Linked DNA regions of Homo sapiens: region 1 is linked to region 2. The links are chromatin contacts, found by Hi-C or POLR2A ChIA-PET in ENCODE. All regions are on one chromosome and are shown on one strand. The core of a region is the stretch at or near the end of the contact, and the rest is flanking DNA. Distances in the headings are between cores, read along the strand shown. Region 1 holds the start of LINC00899 (long intergenic non-protein coding RNA 899). Region 2 holds the start of NUP50 (nucleoporin 50).

Region 1 (6,401 bases), core at 2,605-5,104, 880 kb after region 2:
CTCCTTTCCCCTCCCTGGCTGAGCAGATTCTACAACAGCCTGTGGAAATTAAAATAAGAGCTTAAAACTGTCAAAAAAATTTTTTTTAACCAAGTCACAAATGGGAAAGCTGAGGCGGCAGCAGGTTAAGGACACTTTGTGATGTAGCGTTCTCTCCCAGTGCTTTCGTACTGTAAACATCACAGTCCACGGTCCCTGTGAACAGGCAGCCACAGAGACTGGGTTTAGACTTGCCGGGGAAGGCTGCATCCAAAGTGGGGCCAGCTCAGAACTATTCCACCACATGGGGGGCCATTAGTTCTGCTCAGTTCTGTGGGGCCTCACTAGTGTTTCTATTTAAAAATAAGTCAAGGTAAAAGAAAAAGTTTCAAAATGTAACAGTCACGTATCTATTTCTGTAATTGTAAAGAAATACACTGTCATGTGACGGCTGGAGGCTCTGGAGCAGAGGGCCTAGGAGGAATTTTTTTTCTTTTTCTTTTTCTTTCCTGAATTCTCCAAACCGTCTATCACAGTGTGTATTGCTTTTATAACGGGAAGAGATAAAATAGACTTACATTAAAAATAATCAAACTGCACCTGTGCCTACATGTCAAATGATAAACGTGACAATCAAAGGCACTTTTTATTTATCGAATACCTGGTTCATGCCACATCTCCTGCTAGGCCCTCCCAGCGTGCTGGCTCCTCAGAACACCCTGCAGGTGGGAGCTGGGCACCAGGGTCCCTGAGGCAGCATTCAGCACCCACGTGGCAGAGCCAAGGCTGGACAGGGATGATTCCAACATCCAGGATTGTATTATGCTTATAACGACTTCCTGCCTGTTTGTATTTAAGACAAGGTCTCTCACTGCAGCTTTGACCTCCCGGGCTTGAGCAGTCTTCCCACCTCAGCCTCTGGAGTAGCTGGGAGTTACAGGTGCACACCCCCATGCTTGGCTAATTTTTGTATATTTTGCATAGACAGGGTTTCGCCGTGTTGCCCAGGCTGGTCTGGAATTCCTGGGCTCGTGCGATCCACCAGCCTCGGCCTCCCAAAGTGCTGGGATTACAGGCGTGAGCCACAACGCCCAGCCCCTGTCTCTTAAAGGTGAACATTTTCCCTAAATACAATGATCTTCAGTTAAAATATTTGTATCTTACATAGAATCTGGAATTATTTCTGTAAACAGAATTTAGTAAAAGAAATATAAAAATCAGCTGGGCACGTTGGCTCACGCCTGTAATCCCAGCACTTTGGGAGGCCGAGGTGGGCGGATCACAAGTTCAGGAGATCGAGACCACCACCCTGGCCAACATGGTGAAATCCCGTCTCTACTAAAAATACAAAAATTAGCTGGGCATGATGGTGCGCACCTGTAGTCCCAGCTACTCAGGAGGCTGAGGCAGGAGAATCGCTTGAACTCGGGAGGCGGAGGTTGCAGTGAGCCAAGATCGCACCACTGCGCCACTGCACTCCACCCTGGTGACAGAGCAAGACTGTGTCTCAAAAAAAAAAAAAAAAAAAAAAAGGAAAAAGAAAGAAAGAAAAAAAGAAATATAAAAATCATAGATTTTTACCTTATTTTACCTTATGACACTGTTGACCAACAGCCAAAGTCAGAATCAATTATGTAACTCTCAGAGCCTAGAACAAAATGAAAATATGGGTTCCCTTGTTCAAGAATGACTAAGAATTTTAAGACCGGGGACAGCCAAACATTGAGTGTGGGGCCCTTCTGCACACCGGCCCTCTACCACTGGGCAAGCCACACAGCCACAAAGTCAGCCCTGGACAAGTTATTGATAGTGTATGATAGAACTAAGGTGACGGTTCCCTTTGGGACACACTCTAATCACCAGTGACCACCAGTCAGAAAACAAATGGGCTCAAGCCGCAGGAAGATGAGCCGTTCCCAAGGCATTTTCCAATCCAAAAAATAGCGGTCGCAGCTCAGGAATGAAGTTCCCAGTGAGGATGCAGCGGGAGACACAGCCAGCCTTCCCTCCCCAGGAAAGGGCCAGGCCCTGCATAGGAGCTTTCATTAAAAACCAGGGAGGCTGCAGATTCTCTTGAAATGACAACACGCTCGTGCCACACCTCGATAGAGCTTCAGTCACTCTGCTGTGGAGCGTGCGAGGCTGACCATCCTAGGCCTTGGGGAGAAATCATGACAGCTGATGCCAGTGCTTGTTACTGGGAAAACACAGTAAGAAACTTCATCCCTAAATGTTTATACCTACTATGTACTCACAAAAATTTAAAAAAAGATTTAGTATGAAAATGTAAAGTATCTCATTAATCTTTATCTTGATCGTATGTTGAACTGATAATATTTTGGATATATTGGTTTAAATAAAATATATTAACTAAAAAAAAAAAAAAGGAAAACTTCATCCCGCCGCCTCTGAGAAAGGATCTTGGGGTTCATTGGCAGGTAAATGCTCCCCCAAAGGAGGTCCACTGTGGATGCTGGAAACGAACTGTCAGCTGACAAGCATCTGTAGCTCTGAAAACAAGGGCTCCACACATTGTCCCAGCCAGCGCCCCACCAGCCCATCCCCATTACCTCTATGTCTTCAGCCCCACGTCAGGTTCTGGAAGTTTCCAGGGGGAGTGGACAGTACCCTCAGGGGCTCTTGGGGCTGAGACCTCTTCCATGAATCACGTATGGAAGCCCAGGACCAACCTCAGAGAGGATCATGTCTGAGAAGTCGTTTGAGGGGAAAAATATCCACTTAAGAGAGAGGTTCTCCAGCCCTTTGGAGCATCACACACGTTTGTGGGACAAAAGACAAATATTCCTCCCACCCCAATCCCCAACCAGGCTCCTTGTTCATTTTTCTTTAAAAAACAACAACAAAAAAAAAATCCGCATTCTCCCCAGCCTGAAATAGTGCTCTGGAGGAGCTGGCCTGGCCCGGAGTGTCTTCTCCGTAAACACACCTGGTGAGGAAGAACAGGAAGGACGGACAAAGGGAGGCCTCAGGCCCAGCTGGCAGCCAGATCTGTGCCTCCCAGCGCCTCCAGGGCCCTTGCAGTCTCGAGAGATGTGGCTTGGCCACTTTTGCAGATTCCCAGGCCTGGGGCCACTCAGTTGCCTCCCCCAGCCCAGGTGTCTCCTCGGGACCCTTGCCTGGGAGGGTTTGAAGCCAGGCAGGGAAAAGAGGGCAGAAAATGGTGGTGCCGGGGAGCTGGGCCGGGCCAGCAAATCATTCCGCAAGGTGGAGAACTGCAGGCTGAGGGCACCGTGGGCCTGGGCCCGGGACCCAGCATGGAACCCCTTCTCCTGGAGCACCAGGGGTCACAACAGTCCCTCCACTCCAGGGATCACGGGTGACCCACGGCCGGGTGCTTTGGGGACGAGACAAAGACAGCGTGTTCCTCAAGCCCCTGCCTACCGCTCCGTCACTGGGGCCATGGTCTGCGTGCCAACAACCTTTTAGGAAGCATCTTGTGCCCAACCTCACCACCCCGCAAAAAAACCTGTGTCCAAAACACTTGGCAGTGGGGCTTAAAACGCTCAGGTGCCCCGAGGAGGCGCCGGGAGATGAGCCCAGAGCGGTGGCTGGCGAAGGCCCCAGCAGGACTGGGGCGTGGAACTTGCTTGTTTACCTAAGAGAAAAACACGACGAAAAAAGCTTCTGGGTAGAATTGGAAGTTCTGGGGCTCTCGGCGCCGCGGCCTCCGCGCGGTTCTCTTCCTCCCCTCCCCGGCCTGCTTTTCCTCCTTCTTTCCCTCTTTGTTGCCAACCTCGGAGCCGCGACTGAAACCCAGCCCAGCGTGTCCGCGAAGCCCGGAAACTTCCAGCTCCGCGACTGTGCAGAAAGTTGGGGGGCGCGGCCGGGGTGACAGCAGCGCTTCGGGGGCGGCCGCGGCGGCCACCCGGACCTCGGCCTCCCGCGCCTCCCGCTGCCCCAGCCGCGCCCGGGGACCTCGGGCAGCCCGCGGGCCGGACGTGAACTTGACCCTGCGCTGTGCCCGCCTGGACCGCGGCGCGCTCGGGACGATCTGGTAAGCGCTCCCCCTCCCGCCCTCGCCCGGCGGCGCTGGGGTCCGGGTCGGGGTCCGGGCTCGACTGCGAGGGCGTGTCCCGGGGTGGCGGGCGCCGGGGCTCCTCGGCCGCTGCACCGGAGCGCACGGCCGAGCCCGCGGCCCGGCCCCCGGCGAAGTCAGCCCCCAGCCTCCCAAACAAAGACTCGCAAAGTTCGGAAGAGAATCTTTCCCGACATTTTCCCTCCCCTCGGGCTCTGCGCTGCGGCCATCAGGGCTCTTAAAAGAGAACCGAGAGCTCTCTGGTTTTCTCCTGGTGTTTTCTTCCCTGCGCTTTGCCCCCCACCTTTGGCTGGAGGGAAGGAGGAGGGGGCATGGATGCCCCTCGGGCCCTCAGGTGTTGACCCTCCGAGGCCAGGCTGCCCAGGGGCAGCACAGGAGGTGAGGGCCTGTGGGATGAGGGACCCCCGACAGCACAAGGAGGCAAGCCCCTCGCCGCTGCAATGCTCCGGTCCTGGGGCTCAGGTGGAAGTTGCTCCTGATCCCCCCACACCCCCAGCACCATCCTGAGTGACTTCCCTTGACCGTCCTGGGTGACCATCCTGAGCAAGACTCCCTGGCCACCAACTGTCCTGTCGGCTCTGCTTGGGGCAACCACAGTGCCAAGTGAGCCTGGCAGGTGCTGGGTCACAGGACAGCCATGGACAGGGCCTGGGGAGGAGGAGAAGCTGGGGCCCTGTAGAGCCTGTTCCTTGGGGAGCAGGTGAGGGACCCTGCTGCCTCCCCTATTCCTGTCTGCAACAGGCCCAGCCCATACCTCCAGCTAGCTTCTCTGCATGCCACTCTCTCCGCCTGAGACAAGGCCTCTGTCCCTGTGACTGGTCTGATCCCTGGGGGGCACTCCTGGGATAGAAACCTACCCCACCAGTCGGCGGTGGCAAAGCCCTGGAAACTCACAGACCTGTCCTGGGCCTGGGCCTCCACAAGCCTCCCAGTTTGATCAGGTGCCCCCAACCACAGCAGGGACCATCTGTCAGGTCTTACTCCCAGTGGTGGCCAGGTCCCCAGCCTTCCAGAGAGCATTGCTAACTTGCCTCCATCCCTGGGTGCCTACGCTCCCAAAGTCCTCCTCAGGGGAGCACCCAAGCCGAGAGGGCTGGCCAGCCAGAATCTGAGTGGGTCACCCCACCATGTCCCTGGACTCTCTGGCAGGGCTGTCACAGGGCAGCCTACAGGCGTCAGTTGGAGCACAGAGGGTGTTTGCAGTGACGGCAGGGGACAGAGTGCCCAGTTGGCTCTAGCCTGTTGCTGCCATGAGGATAAGGGCTGAGGCTGTTAGAGCTTCTGACTTCAGAAGAAATCCAGATTTGTACATGAAATGTCCAAAATTTGAGCACATTGCAGGACAGAGGAAACACTCTGGGGTTGAACCCAACCCATGCCCCCACCCCGAGACTGCAACTCCTGTGTACGCCTGAACTGGTTAGTGTTCAAAGAAAGCAGATTTCTTAGTGACCCTGGCCCCAGCCCAAGATTTGAGCAGGAGACCCCGGGGATCTGGGGAGCAGGGAGGCAGGAGAGTCTGTATCTCATGGACCCAGCACCACAGGGAGGGTCGGCCTCCACAGGCATGAACTGTCCAGGTAATTAACACTTGCTCGAGCCCACTTAAAGTTAAAATCTCCCTAAAATGAGGAACCTGACCTGCCCCATCCCCAAACCCTCTGGGGGACCTTCTATACCCGCCCAGGGTATAATGAAGGAAAGATAGGATGCAGAAAGTGAACCTGAACTTGAACTTTCTTCATGTCCCAGGCAGTAGAGTCGCAGCATACCAAAAATCCTGGGCTTATAGGGAAGTTCTGCATTGAGGCAGGCCTGCCTCCACCTGCCAGCGCTACCTCATTCTAGCTGGGTAACCTCACCTCTCTGGGCCTCAGTTTCCTCACTCATAAAAGGGGCTTAATAAGAGTTCTGCCAGACAGGTGTGGTAGCTCACACCTGTAATCCCAGCACTTTGCGAGGCCGAGGCAGACAGATCATGAGGTCAGGAGTTCCAGACCAGCCTGGCCAACACGATGAAACCCTGTCTCTACTAAAAATACAAAAATTAGCTAGGTGTGGTGGCACACAGCTGTAGTCCCAGCTACTCAGGAGGCTGAGGCAGGAGAATTGCTTGAACCCGGGAGGCGGAGGTTGCAGTAAGCCGAGATTGCGCCACTGCACTCCAGCCTGGGTGACAGAGCGAGACTCTGTCTCAAAAAAACAAACAAACAAACAAACAAACAAAACAAACAAAAAGAGTTCTGTATCAGTTGCGTTGTTGGGAGAACGGTGACAATCGCTGTGAACATCGATCACTCCGCTAGCACACGGCAGGCACTCAGTATCAGCGGCTGCTGCTCCAGGGGCCCGTGGCTGCTGGCTT
Region 2 (7,048 bases), core at 3,877-6,376:
CTGACCTCTGGCCAACATTTCAAAAAGCCTACTGGAAATCATAAATCTAACTCATAATAAAACTGCTCTGGCTAAAACACAGCTCTTTGCTTTTAGCCAGAGTTACAGGAACTCAGCTCAATATTAGTGGCGGTCTAGAAGCCAAAACCGCCGAATGTCAGTCACACTTTTTTGTTTTTGTTCTTTTAAGCCTCAGTGGGGGTGAAAGTTATATTTTTGATCAGTTAAAAAAAAAATGAAACTGAATTCCCATTTCACAAATATTTTACTTGTGTTGAAACAAGGTCTTGCTCTGTCGCCCAGGCTGGAGTGCAGTGGTGCAATCACAGCTCACTACAACCTCGACCTCTCGGGGTTAAGCAATCCTCCCACGTCAGCCCTCCCAAGTAGCTAGAACCACCACGTGCCACCACGCCCAGCTAATTTAAACAGTTTTCGTAGAGATAGGGTTTTGCCATGTTGCCAAGGCTGGTCTCAAACTCCTGGGGTCAAGCGATCTGCCTACGTTGGCCTCCCAAAGTGCTGGGATTACAGGCGTGAGCCACCATGCCCGGCCTGTTTTTTAAAAATTTTCCATTTTTGTTTTTTGACGAGACGAGGTCTCATTATGTTGCTCAGTCTGGTCTCCAACTCCTGGGCTCAAGCAATCCTCCTGCCTTGGTCTCCCAAAGTGTTGGGATTACAGGTGTGAGCCACTACACCTGGCCAAAATATTTTACAGTAAAATATTTTAAAACAAGAATTAGAAAAATATTAGCATTAGAAAAAAATGAAAATCTTTTGAGCTGTTTAGGGGAGAAAGCTCCAAGGAACTTAAAAACAAGTGATACTGTCTTATTTAACAGTCCATTTACTCAGCCCCATACTGTGTGCTTTACCTAAGTGTTCACACTTAATCTGTACAACCAAATGAAGGTACATAATACACCCTCGCTTTACAGATGAGGAAACTTGAGCTCAGAGCTCAGTTTGTCCAAGGCTGCCAAGCTGGTAAGTGATACGGCCAGGAGATTAACTCCAAAGCCCCACTGCCAGGCAGATAACAGAACATTTCCTGTTTTCATTCCTTAACATTAGGAGCAAAGTGTAGTTCTGTAGGCTTCCTGTTGGGTGTTTTCTGGTAAATCGTAACAGGAATGACTCCAGGTCGAGGTTTAAGCCTACCTAAAATGAAGGCCAGAACACAGCTAGAACACAGCAATATTATCTTGCCATTTTCTTTGCTAGGTTAAACTGGGCTTGAATGATCTGAGACATTTATGACCTGATCACTGTGGCAAAACTGATACAAAGCTGGCTCCTGGCATGGACCTCTAACAGCAGAAAGAAAGGCAGGATCACATCACCATGGACTCATTTGGAATCAGGTAAAGTAGGTAAACTGACATGTCTGGGTATTTATTTACTGAACATGATGACAATGACCCAGCCTAACAACCATCACAGTCCTTTGGCTCTCAGGGGTTAAGCAAATTGAAAGGGATTTTTGAAAGGCAGAGTATAGGAAAAAAGGGCTAACACCTTTGGAGGAGTATTTCATAACATGAGACTTGAGCTTCATTAAAAGGAAGTAGCCAAATTCAATGGAGGTAGATGTCTGCGTGCAAAGTGCCTCCATTCTTCTGAGTTATAGCCAGTTTAAAGTTGTCATTTTAGCCAGCAATGAAATCCATCCAGTAAGGCGCAAGACAGCTACAGTGCTATCATATACATAAATCTTTTTTATTTGCATTAGAAAGGCATCAGTTATTTCAATGCTACAATGTGTAATTAAGTAAATGTGTTAATCATTTGGCTTACCCTTACAATACTGTATTATTCCAAGAATGAAAGTTCTGATTTTAACTAAGCCACAATTCAATGTTGAGTACAAGAAAGTCTACCTCTACCTAAGCTGCCTCTATCCCTGACATGGTCACAACCTAGAGATCAAGCAGCCAGTTTGTCAGAGGCATTGGAACCAGAGCAATTCCATCTTGAAGAGGCAGTAGGTAAAATCAGGCAGAGACCTGTTGGCTGCATTCTTAGTAGTCACAAGATGTTTAGGGTTACAGGAACAGATTAATAACGTTCACTAAACAAACCCAGGACTTAACAGACCCAGGAAACATTTTGATGTCGCTGTATCTGTTAGTCCAAACTGCACCATTTTCTTTCTTTCTTTTTTTTTTTTTTTTGAGATGGAGTCTCGCTCTGTTGCCCAGGCGGGAGTGCAGTGGGGCAATCTCAGCTCACTGCAAGCTCCGCCTCCTGGGTTCACGCCATTCTCCTGCCTCAGCCTCCTGAGTAGCTGGGACTACAGGCACCCGCTACCACGCCCGGCTAATTTTTTGTATTTTTAGTAGAGATAGGGTTTCACCATGTTGGCCAGGATGGTCTCGATCTCTTGACCTTGTGATCCACCCGCCTCAGCCTCCCAAAGTGCTGGGATTACAGGCGTGAGCCACCACGCCCTGCCAAACTGCACCATTTTCTAAGCCCCCCGCCATTTCGCAGACACTGGTCAAAGCGAAACATTCCACGGGGGTTCAGGCCGTGAGAAATTTCCTGCCCAACTTTCTTACCAAACCCTGTTGGGTAAAGGCCCAATTGAAGGAACATCCCTATCAAACCTTGCTCAGCAAAGGTGCAAGGAACATCACTGTCACTTTCTGAGGGAACAAGGGCCAAACTGCCTGATCATAGAACGTTTTATGGATAGATATACTGGTAAGTATATTCACATGGCAAGCCATACTGCCCATTCCCCTCCTGCCCTATAAGTACCCCAGCCTGTAAGCAGCAGTGGGCTCTGGCATTAAGCTGATCCCCCATCTCTGTAGGTTTTTGCCATATACCTGTGTTGCTGTTGAGCTGCCCTTTGTTTTTTTTTTTTTTTTTTTTTTTTTTTGAGACGCAGTCTCACTGTATTACCCAGCCTGGAGTGCAATGGCGTGATTTTGGCTCGCTGCAACCTCTGCCTCGCGGGTTCAAGTGATTCTCCTGCTTCAGCCTCCCAAGTAGCTGAGATTACAGGCATGTGCCACCACGCCCCGCTAATTTTTGTATTTTTAGTAGAGATGAGGTTTCACCATGTTGGTCGGGCTGGTCTCCCACTCCTGACCTCAGGTGATGCACCCGCCTCGGCCTCCCAAAGTGCTGGGATTACAGGCGTGAGCCACAGCGCCCGACCTGTGTGTCATTCTTTAACTCTCGTCTTCCCTTCAAAACCTAACAATATCTTAAGATCAAAAGCATTCTTCATTTAGGTTTCGCTTTAAAGATAATATAGATCTTTGCCAAAGTCAGTAAACAAAGATGAACAATCCTTGTGTCAGGCCTCTGAGCCCAAGCCAAGCCATCGCATCCCCTGTGACTTGTACGTATACGCCCAGATGGCCTGAAGTAACTGAAGAATCACAAAAGAAGTGAAAAGGCCCTGCCCCACCTTAACTGATGACATTCCACCATCGTGATTTGTTCCTGCCCAACCTTAACTAAGTGATTAACCCTGTGAATTTCCTTCTCCTGGCTCAGAAGCTCCCCCACTGAGCACCTTGTGACCCCCCACCCCTGCCCACCAGAGAACAACCCCCTTTGACTGTAATTTTCCATTACCTTCCCAAATCCTATAAAACGGCCCCACCCCTATCTCCCTTCGCTGACTGTCTTTTTGGACTCAGCCCGCCTGCACCCAGGTGAAATAAACAGCCATGTTGCTCACACAAATCCTGTTTGGTGGTCTCTTCACACGGACGCGCATGAAACCTTGGTCGTGGGCCCTCGTGGTAGAGCCCATGTCCCCCAAGATTTCTTTGGCTGTGTTACCTTAGATTTGAACAAGCACTGTACCTAAGGCGGGCGCCTTCCTCCTCCCGCTTTCAGGAATGCCCTGCTCTGCCATTCTTTTGCTTTCTCACTTCTCTAATACACTTGCTTTCACTTTAGTCCGTGGACTCGCCCCGAATTCTTTCCTACGCGACATCCAAGAAGCCTCTCGCTGGGTCTGAGTGGAGACCTCTTTCTGGTAATAAACGGACTAGGGAGATTCGACTTTGAAGGTGAAAACAAAAACCACCATCCAGTTTATAAGAAGGCGCTCGAGGCCGGGAACGGTGGCTCAGGCCTGTAATCCCAGCACTTTGGGAGGCTGAGGTGGTGGGGCGGGGGGAGGGAATCACCTGAGGTCACGAGTTCGAGACCAGCCTGACCAATATGGTGAAAACCCGTCTCTACTAAAAATATAAACATTAGCCGGGCGTGGTGGCGCACGACTGTAATCCCAACTACTCGGGAGGCTGAGGCAGGAGAATCGCTTGAATCCGGGAGGCAGAGGTTGCAGTAGGCCAAGATCGTGCCACTTCACTCCAGCCTGGGCGAACAAGTTAAACTCTCCATCTCAAAAAAAAAAAAAAAAAAAGGGCGGCACTGGAAACAGCTGGGAGTGACAGGGCCAGGGATGAGGGATCGCAAGCTGCTGGTGAGAAAGGAGCTCAGAGGCTGCCTGGCCTACGGGCCAGGAGACCTCAGCGCAAAAAGCGCAGGACTCGTTCCCCTGCTCTACAGCTGAGTGCCCAGGACGGATCTCACTGGCTGAAAAAAACAGAAGAGAAGGCACCCAATGCAAAATCAAATGTCAGCGAACGAGGGGTCCTTTAACAGGCGGCCCACACGGCCCCTCCTGGCGCCGAGACCCAGCCCCTCCGGGCCACCCCGGCCAGGTACGACCAGCAGGGTCACCTGCGCGCGTCCCCCGAGACGGGGCCTCCTGATGTGAAGCGACCCCAGTGGCACCTCACACGATTCCCGAGGGTTGCGGGCGGCCTCTCCTCAGCCCTGCAGCTCCCACACGCGGACACCGCGGGCCTCGGCCATGTCCACTGACCGACCTTCCTCGCCGGAACTCCTCGCGCATCGCCGGCCCCTCAGCGGCGACTAGCGCGCGAACATCCTGGAAGACGCGTTGCCGGCCCCACGTGAGCCGACGCCCCAAAGCGCGGCTGCTGGCGCCGGCTACGAGATCAAGGTCGGCGCGTGCGCGCTTGCGCGAGACCGGCATTCTCAGCCCCGCGCCGGTTTCCAGGGAGCTGGGCGCATGCGCCGCGTAAGGGGCCCGGCCGGCGGAAGGAGGTGCTACTGCCGGAAGCGCCGGCGCGCTTGCGCAGTAGCTGAACGCGGGCGTTTCTTTCCTCCCTTTTTTTCGAATTGGTTTTGGGGGTAGATTCGAGTTACAAAATGGCCGCCCGGAGCGTGTTCGGCGCGGTTCCCCCAGCTGTCTCTGGCTGAACCGGCGCTCTCGCCTCCCTGCCGAACACAGCGTGAGGAGCCCCCCCAGGGATATGGTGTTTGAGTCTCTGGGCTTGCCGAGCACTAAGTCCTCTGAGTTCCGCAGCGCAGCACCGGAAGCGGCCGAGCGCGCTCAGCCCGGCGACCCCTGCGGGCTCCAGACCCCTGCGCCGCTGCGCCCCGGGTTTCGCCGCAACCAAGACCCAGCGAGTGCAGCGGCGGCCGCCGAGGAGGTGAGGAGCGGCGGCGGGCGCGGGAGGAGAAGAGGCTGAGGGCGGGAGCCTGGTGCTGAGAGCCCAGGGCCGGGAGGGCGGGAGCGGGCTCGGGCCTGGGAGGGGAGTGCGAGTGCAGGGCTGGGGACTGGACCCTGGGGAGGGAGGTGCGGGTTCAGCGCCGGGGGACGGGCCCCTGGGGAGGGGTGCGGGGCCGGGGGACCAGACCCTGGGGAGGGGCTTAAGGGGCTGGAGGACGGGACCCTGGGAAGTGGGGTACAGGGCTAGAGGTCGGGACTCTAGGGAGGGAGCCTGGGTCGGGCGCACGGGCCGGGCGGGGCGCGCGGTGGGGGAGCGACGGGTGGAGGGTGGGGTGGGATGACAGCGGCGACGCAGCCCCGGCTGTTTTTGAAGCGGGGCCCGGGCCCCACCGGGCTGCGGCGTCCGACTCGAGTGAGACTCTCCCCTGCGGCCCCGCCGGAGGTAGGGGGCTGGCAGGGCTGTCCTGGCGTGGTCTTCTCCGTTTCCTTCCTAGCGATTCCTCTCGAGCTTCCTCTCCCCCTGGCCGCCCCTCGTCTCTCTTCTCTTGGGCGCATTACCTCTCTGGCCTGTCTTACTGCGTTCCCGGGTTATTCATCACCCATTTGCTCGGTTCCATTAAGAACCAGCTTGGAGATTAGGTATTTCTGTCTCCTTACTTGGCCCCCTTGTTGTTTTCCTCCAACAAGGCACTTCACTATTAAGTGTAGCCAAATCTGTGTTTTCGTTTTAAGGTGATGTTGACAAGTTGAGCTTTCCAAGGGCAGAGCTACACCAGATGCCAGAGACCACATAACTATATCAGGCACAAATAATGTTTTTTTCCAGTTTACCTAGACTTTCAGTCTCCCACCACGTTGCTTCATACCTAGAAATCATGTCTAATTTGGTTTTTTACCCACAAACGCAAACGTTTTTTAAATTCCCTTTTATTGATTGTTTGATTGAGACTGGGTCTTGCTTTGTCACCAGGCCTCAGTGTAGTGGTAGCTCACTGTGTAGCCTGAAGCTCCTGGGCTCAAGTGATTCTCCTGCCTCAGCTTTCCAAGTAGCTGGGACCACAGGCGTGCGCCACTACGCTCGGCTAATTTTTTATTTCTATTCATCTAATCTATGTCCATCTTTATTTTCGTAGAGACCAAGTTGGTTTCCAACTCCTGGCTTCAAGAGATCCTTCCGCCTCCCTTAAGTTCTTCATAACAGTAGCTAGACATAAGACTCCAGGTGCCAGGCCTTGTTCTGAATATTTTACAGAGGGTTTTTTCTCCCCCCCACTTCTAGCATAAAAGTAAAATGTATTGTCTGAAGTGTCATGCTTTGAAATAAAATAGGGATTTGGTAAAATATTTGTAAAAATCTGGTTTGTAATCCAAGTTATTCTTCTTCCATGCTACAACTTTTACGTTTTGGAGGGAAAATGATAGTTTATAGCCTTTGCTTCTAATAAAACTTGTTTCTTTAATAATTTATTAAGCCCTTCCTCTGCTCCAGGCACTGTTCTAAGCCAGTCTTTGTTTATCTTAACTTTCTTA

What was found. Hi-C counts contacts between places; a loop is a spot of excess contacts on that map. ChIA-PET counts read pairs that join two places held with the same protein, here RNA polymerase II (POLR2A). Pooled maps may share reads with other maps.
Region 1: a loop to region 2 is called in a map of CD14-positive monocyte, with 4 times the contacts of the local background. The contact joins the promoter of LINC00899 here to the promoter of NUP50 in region 2. A Hi-C loop is called at or near these places in 4 of 168 maps with a recorded cell type or tissue (CD14-positive monocyte, CD4-positive, alpha-beta T cell, CD8-positive, alpha-beta T cell and 1 more), 4 of 37 single-sample maps with no recorded cell type and 13 of 50 pooled maps. POLR2A ChIA-PET finds 5 or more read pairs at or near these places in 2 of 52 experiments (activated T-cell and naive thymus-derived CD4-positive, alpha-beta T cell).

Annotation. Positions count from the first base shown.
Region 1 is chr22:46,041,014-46,047,414 of GRCh38, forward strand. It overlaps LINC00899 (long intergenic non-protein coding RNA 899), which reads right to left and starts at 3,855. Exons shown (of 4, transcript NR_027036.1): 1 at 3,596-3,855; 2 at 2,550-2,686; 3 at 1,561-1,627; 4 at 1-39. It overlaps LOC124905135 (collagen alpha-1(III) chain-like), which reads left to right and starts at 3,631. Exons shown (of 2, transcript XM_047441696.1): 1 at 3,631-3,994.
Region 2 is chr22:45,158,799-45,165,846 of GRCh38, forward strand. It overlaps NUP50 (nucleoporin 50), which reads left to right and starts at 5,127. Exons shown (of 8, transcript NM_007172.4): 1 at 5,127-5,498. NUP50-DT (NUP50 divergent transcript) reads right to left here and starts at 4,983. Exons shown (of 3, transcript NR_038956.1): 1 at 4,779-4,983. RefSeq lists silencers at 910-1,204, 4,639-4,688, 5,459-5,688, 5,719-5,898 and an enhancer at 5,056-5,578.